2 separate regions of the Homo sapiens genome follow, and region 1 is linked to region 2. Evidence: chromatin loops called from intact Hi-C (ENCODE). Cell type or tissue: chondrocyte. All regions are shown on one strand.

The links. Hi-C counts contacts between places; a loop is a spot of excess contacts. Peaks named below come from ENCODE experiments on the same cell type or tissue, not always from the same donor. Only the 100,000 strongest peaks of a DNase experiment are listed, where the experiment ranks them.
Region 1: it touches region 2 in a loop (2.4-fold over the local background); 2 of 110 quality-filtered maps call a loop at or near these places.

What each region holds. Positions count from the first base shown.
Region 1 is chr11:35,361,314-35,363,813 of GRCh38, forward strand. All of the region lies in intron 1 of SLC1A2 (solute carrier family 1 member 2), which reads right to left. Among named protein-coding and RNA genes, the nearest start is that of SLC1A2-AS2, 56 kb to the right of the region's middle. In chondrocyte, CTCF peaks have their summits at 1,548 and 1,748; no DNase peak of the experiment used is centred here.
Region 2 is chr11:35,081,655-35,084,154 of GRCh38, forward strand. It overlaps LOC105376627 (a long non-coding RNA gene), which reads left to right and starts at 1,179. Exons shown (of 4, transcript XR_931194.2): 1 at 1,179-2,500. RefSeq lists enhancers at 1,257-1,376, 1,727-1,876. In chondrocyte, CTCF peaks have their summits at 1,011 and 1,211; DNase peaks (open chromatin) are centred at 817 and 1,147.

The DNA.
Region 1 (2,500 bases), 280 kb after region 2:
AGCCATACCCAAAGTTACCCAGAACATGTTAACTTTTTGTTTGTTTTATTTTTCTTATGTAAGAACTATATAGATGTATGGATTTATTGATCCAAGGAACATACTCTGAAGCAATAGTCTTCTATATAAAGATCAAGCTCCCTAACATAGCACACAGGCCCTCTGTGTCCAGGCTGGCCTCCCTCACTTCTGGAGAAGGCCTTTGTTACTCGCTCCTCCTTTCTGCTTCCCCCACCCCTTGTCAGGCATCAAAATCTCCCATATCATGGCAATCCTTTAGGTTAAGAAGAGGGGACAAATGGGTGAGAACACAGAGGACTCTGAGTCTAAGCCACAGAGTTGGATTTAGTCTTAGGGTAGAAAGGAATAAAGGCTTTTGTCAGCTGGGTACGGTGGCTCACACCTGTAATCTCAGCACTTTGGGAGGCCTAGGCAGGAGGACTCCTTGAGCCTAGGAGTTCAAGACCACCCTGGACAACATGGCAAAACCAAGTCTTCCACAAAAATACAAAAATTAACTGGGCATGGTGATGCCTGCCTGCAGTCTCAGCTACTCCAAGGGCTGAAGTAGAGGATCACTTGAGCCTGGGAGGTTGAGGCTGCAGTGAGCCACGTTCACACCACTGCACTCTAGCCTAGGTGATAGACACAGTGAGACCCTGTCTCAAAAATAAATAAATAATTAAAGACTTTTGTCATCATATTGGTAGGATTCAGGCTGCTATATAGAATTATTAATCTGACCAGAGGTTAGCACAGAGAATGGAGCTTCAGTTCTCACCTGGTATAGGCAATGGTGGAGATCGGGCCAGGGGACTCTCCAAACTACCATCTACCCCAGACAGCAGATGCCCAAGATGTTTTGCATGTGGCCTGATGCAGAGCTCTGCTCTGCACAATCCCCGCAGGTGTCTGGATCATCTAGACACACTCCTCACCATATCTGTGGCTCTTTCATAGCTGTCTCTGGCCCCTCCCTGGGCCATTTCAATCCCAATCTGAAATTTTCACAGGAGATATAACATCTGAGAGAGGACTGTTCTTCAGTTGGTTCCTAATAGCAGCCATAGATAAATATGTTAAAATAAAGAATCCTGTGGCCTGCAGTGGACATCTTTTGGAGCACCACCTGAGATTCCAATCCTACTTTCAACACTCATGAGCTGTGTGGCCTTGGACAGATTATCTAACATCTGTGAACCTCAAATACTTCATTCATACAACAGATGATAATAATAATAACTATTCACGGGACTGTAGTGAAAATTAATTCCATCAATACATGTGAAAGTGCCTGGAATGTGGCATGCAACATATGGTAACTATTATGATTATCCTTACTATGTTGTATTTGTTCATTCCACAAAAATTTCTTAGGCAAAACAACCATTGACTTTATGAGCCTTAAATGGCCTTTGAGCAACTTTGCTTTTGAGAGTCGCCATGGGAATCCATGGCAAATCCACAGCAAACTGGATTTTCAGGTCTCATGTCTTAGCAGCCTGACTACATCCAACTTCTAGTTGCAGCATCTACTCCCCCTTTTGGTGACATTTATCACTTTAGGACAATGATACTAGCTAATCTTCACTGAAGACTTACTATGTGCCAGCCACATTCTAAATGCTTCACATTTGGCTTGTTTGAATCTTTCAAAAACCTGATGAGGTAGCACTACTATTATTCCTATTGGGGACAAGAAGAAGGCACAGAGAGACTGAGCAACTTGCTGAAGTTCACAAAGCAGGTCAGCGGCAGACCCTCAAAGTCGGACTCCTGAGCCAATGCATGTTACTATTGCACACCCTGCCTCTCACTGGAGAGGCTTACTGTCTCTCTAGAGAAGGGGAGGTGTGCAGCATGAATGTCATAAAGGATGGGAAGTGGAGAAGCCAGGAGTGGCTGCAGGTGAGGTTCAGAAAGCAAAACCATCTTTTGGGTGTTGTGTATTCTGCCCCAGATGACAATTTTGGGGTTGTTCCAGACCGTGGATGTCTGAGTAGGAGGCAGACAGCAGGCTGTTGCCTGGTAGTGGGGAAGGAAGGGCGGATGGCTTGGAGCTTGGGACACAGCTAAAGTTGCTACAGATGCCTCTTCTCGGTTGCCAAAGGTTTTGTAACTTACAAAATAGGGAGCTCATTGGAGGGTTTCAAACCTCATTTGGGGTACAGGACCAGAGAATGCCTTCAGATCTCTCCAGGCTGTCAAATTCCAGGATACAAGTTCCCCCAGGGACATCTCTAACACATCTGGCTTGGTCTCAAAATGACAGAGGAACTAGCACTTAGAGCACTTTCTGTCAGCCAGTTGCTTTATACTGAGTTCTTCCAGCAACTCTCTGCACGGAATTATTATTATGTCCATCTTCTTGATGAGGCAAAGAGAGAGAAAATAACTTGCTCCAGGACACGTGGCTGACAAGGTCTGGAGCTAGGACCTGAGCCAAAGAAAGAAGGAAGAAAATGATATCTGGGTGTAGTACTTGGTACTCAATAGGTGT
Region 2 (2,500 bases):
ACTTTTATTGCCTGCCTCTGCCACTAGAATGGAGGCTCCATGAGGTCAGGAGCCTGTTGTCTTCATTGCTGTCCCCTCAATCTTTAAAGCAGAGCTCGGTACTTAGTGGTTACTCACATCATATTGACTAATTAAACAAATGAATGTTCCCAGCTCCCACCAGCCCCTCCTACCTGTTATGGTCAATATCATGTCTTCTCTCCCTCAAGGCTCCCTTTTCACCTCCTCCTTTTCCTGGCAAAGCAAACACAACAAACAAAAATCTGCAAGATGCTGGGAGGCCAAGGCAGGTGGATCACTTGAGGTCAGGAGTTCAAGACCATTCTGGCCAACATGGTGAAACCCTGTCTCTACTAAAAATACAAAAATTAGCCAGGTGTGGTGGTGCGCGCCTGTGATCCCAGCTACTCGGGAGGCTGAGGCAGGAGAATCACTTGAACCTGGGAGGTGGAGCTTGCAGTGAGCCAAGATTCCACCACTGCACTCCAGCCTGGGTGACACAGTGAGCCTCCACCTCAAAAAAAAAAAAAATAAAAATAAAAGCAAAACAGAAAAACCTGCAAGATGCCATAGTGCTCCCTTCTCAACTTCATGGAAATTCTGAAATATATATGGGATTCATTTTTCCTTCCAGATGTGCGATTTGGAGGGTGGAGTGTCAAAGGAAGAGAACTGGGGGAATTCTTGACCTGGCTGGGCTCTTCTTTGGCCCCAGCTCCCCGTTCATCCTTCACCTCCCTCCCATCCTGGCTGCTCACATTCCTATGTGGTGAGTTCTGCTCCTCAGCAGTGGAGCAGGGGCTGGACTGGGCAGGGGAGAGTCGCAGGCTCCATGTGTCCAGCCTGCCCTGGTGGACTGATGGTGTTGCCCAGGAAAGGCGTGCGAGGCCACGGCTTCTGACAGCCGCAATCTGGAGTTGCTGTTAGGTCTGATTGAATGATTGACACACCACAAGCAGAAATCTAGAACTCCAGAACGGGTCTGGTGGAAGGAGCCAACTCTGTTTGCAGTTTCCTCTTCTCACCACAGCACAGTGTCGGGTTACCACGGAGATAGGGAGGAACCTTCTGAGACCTCTCCAATGGTGGGTGGCAGCCACAGTCAGCCAGGGAGGACTACACCCAATCCTTGGCTCCGCCCCTCCTCCCACACCCCAAAAGAAGCCACACAGCTAGCCAGAGAGGGGCTGCCTCTGGAATGCACACCAGGGCTTGTCCACACACACTCCCCGGCCCTCTGCGCCTCTTTAGGGAGGTTCCTGCTGCTGGATCTGCTGCCTTCTTCACCTTGAGAGTGCATTTATGTAACAAGAAAACACCTGGGTGTTTTCACAGGTAGGAAGAGATTGGCGGCTGAGCTGTTCTCTCATTTGGATGCAAGGCTGTGAGATGGGGCCTCTGTTGGCCTAGAGGTCCCGAGAAATTGGGAGGAGAGGTGCCAGTAGCAAGCCCCAAGGTCGGGGTTCCTCCTCTAACCTCTCTGTGGGGTGGAGGCATCCACACCAAACCTTAAGAGGGAGCAATGGGTCTAACTGCTAATTCTGAAGGTGAGCAGGCCCGTTTCCACATGCCAATGTCAAAATCCAACCACAGTTTGACAAGCCTTTGGGAACATCCAGTAATTACATAATAGCACTCCCAAACATGACAAGTGCTTTCATCTTTACAAAGACTGTCGTGTTTGTTCTCACTCTCCTCCCCATATGAGTTGCTTCTCTTTCTTTCCCCTATTTTGCAGATAAGAAGGTGGAGGCTCAGGAAGGTAGAGTGACTTTCTACTACTAAAGAACTAGCAGGAAAGTATTTCAAATTCAAGTCTCATGACCCTAAATGCAGGGTATTTCCCAGTGGCTCATGGTAAATGAGTTCCTTAAAAATGAGCCACGCTGAGGCCTGAAACTACAGGGCTTACTGATGTGGCTGCAAGCTGCAGCTCTAAGCCAGAAAGGGGACAAGCTAAGGAGAAGAGGAACCACCTTTGCACTGGCGGACTTCAGCGTGTCTCACGCATGCCGAATGTTTACATGTGTTCCCCACTTGGTATCCATAGCAACTGGCAGAGGTGCAAAAATGCTTCATTGGTATTTGTAAGAGGATGAGAAGAAAGCCCTCCAAGATCCTCTTTCTCCCAGTGGGCAGGGCTATTTCCATCCATGGCTTCGTGACTTCTCCCAGCAGCCGTTTGGCATGAGGATTTCAAACAGCAGGGAGCCAGTGAGTCCACCGGATAGGTATTTGAAATGTACTGAATGGAAAGCCCTCATCTCCTGCTCCCTCTTCCAGGCAATTATTCATGGAGTCAGGAGAGGATTCTGTTATTCAAGGAGTCTCCATAGTAAGGGGCTGAGAGATTGTGGTTTCTAGTCTTTAACCACAACATTTAAGGCGTGGCTCCATTTTTCTTATAATTTCCAAGTGTACATCATTACCTAATTCTCCCTGAAGAATCGAAATTGCTTTATGATGCATATGTATTAGTGATGTGAGCTGAGGTTCGGAG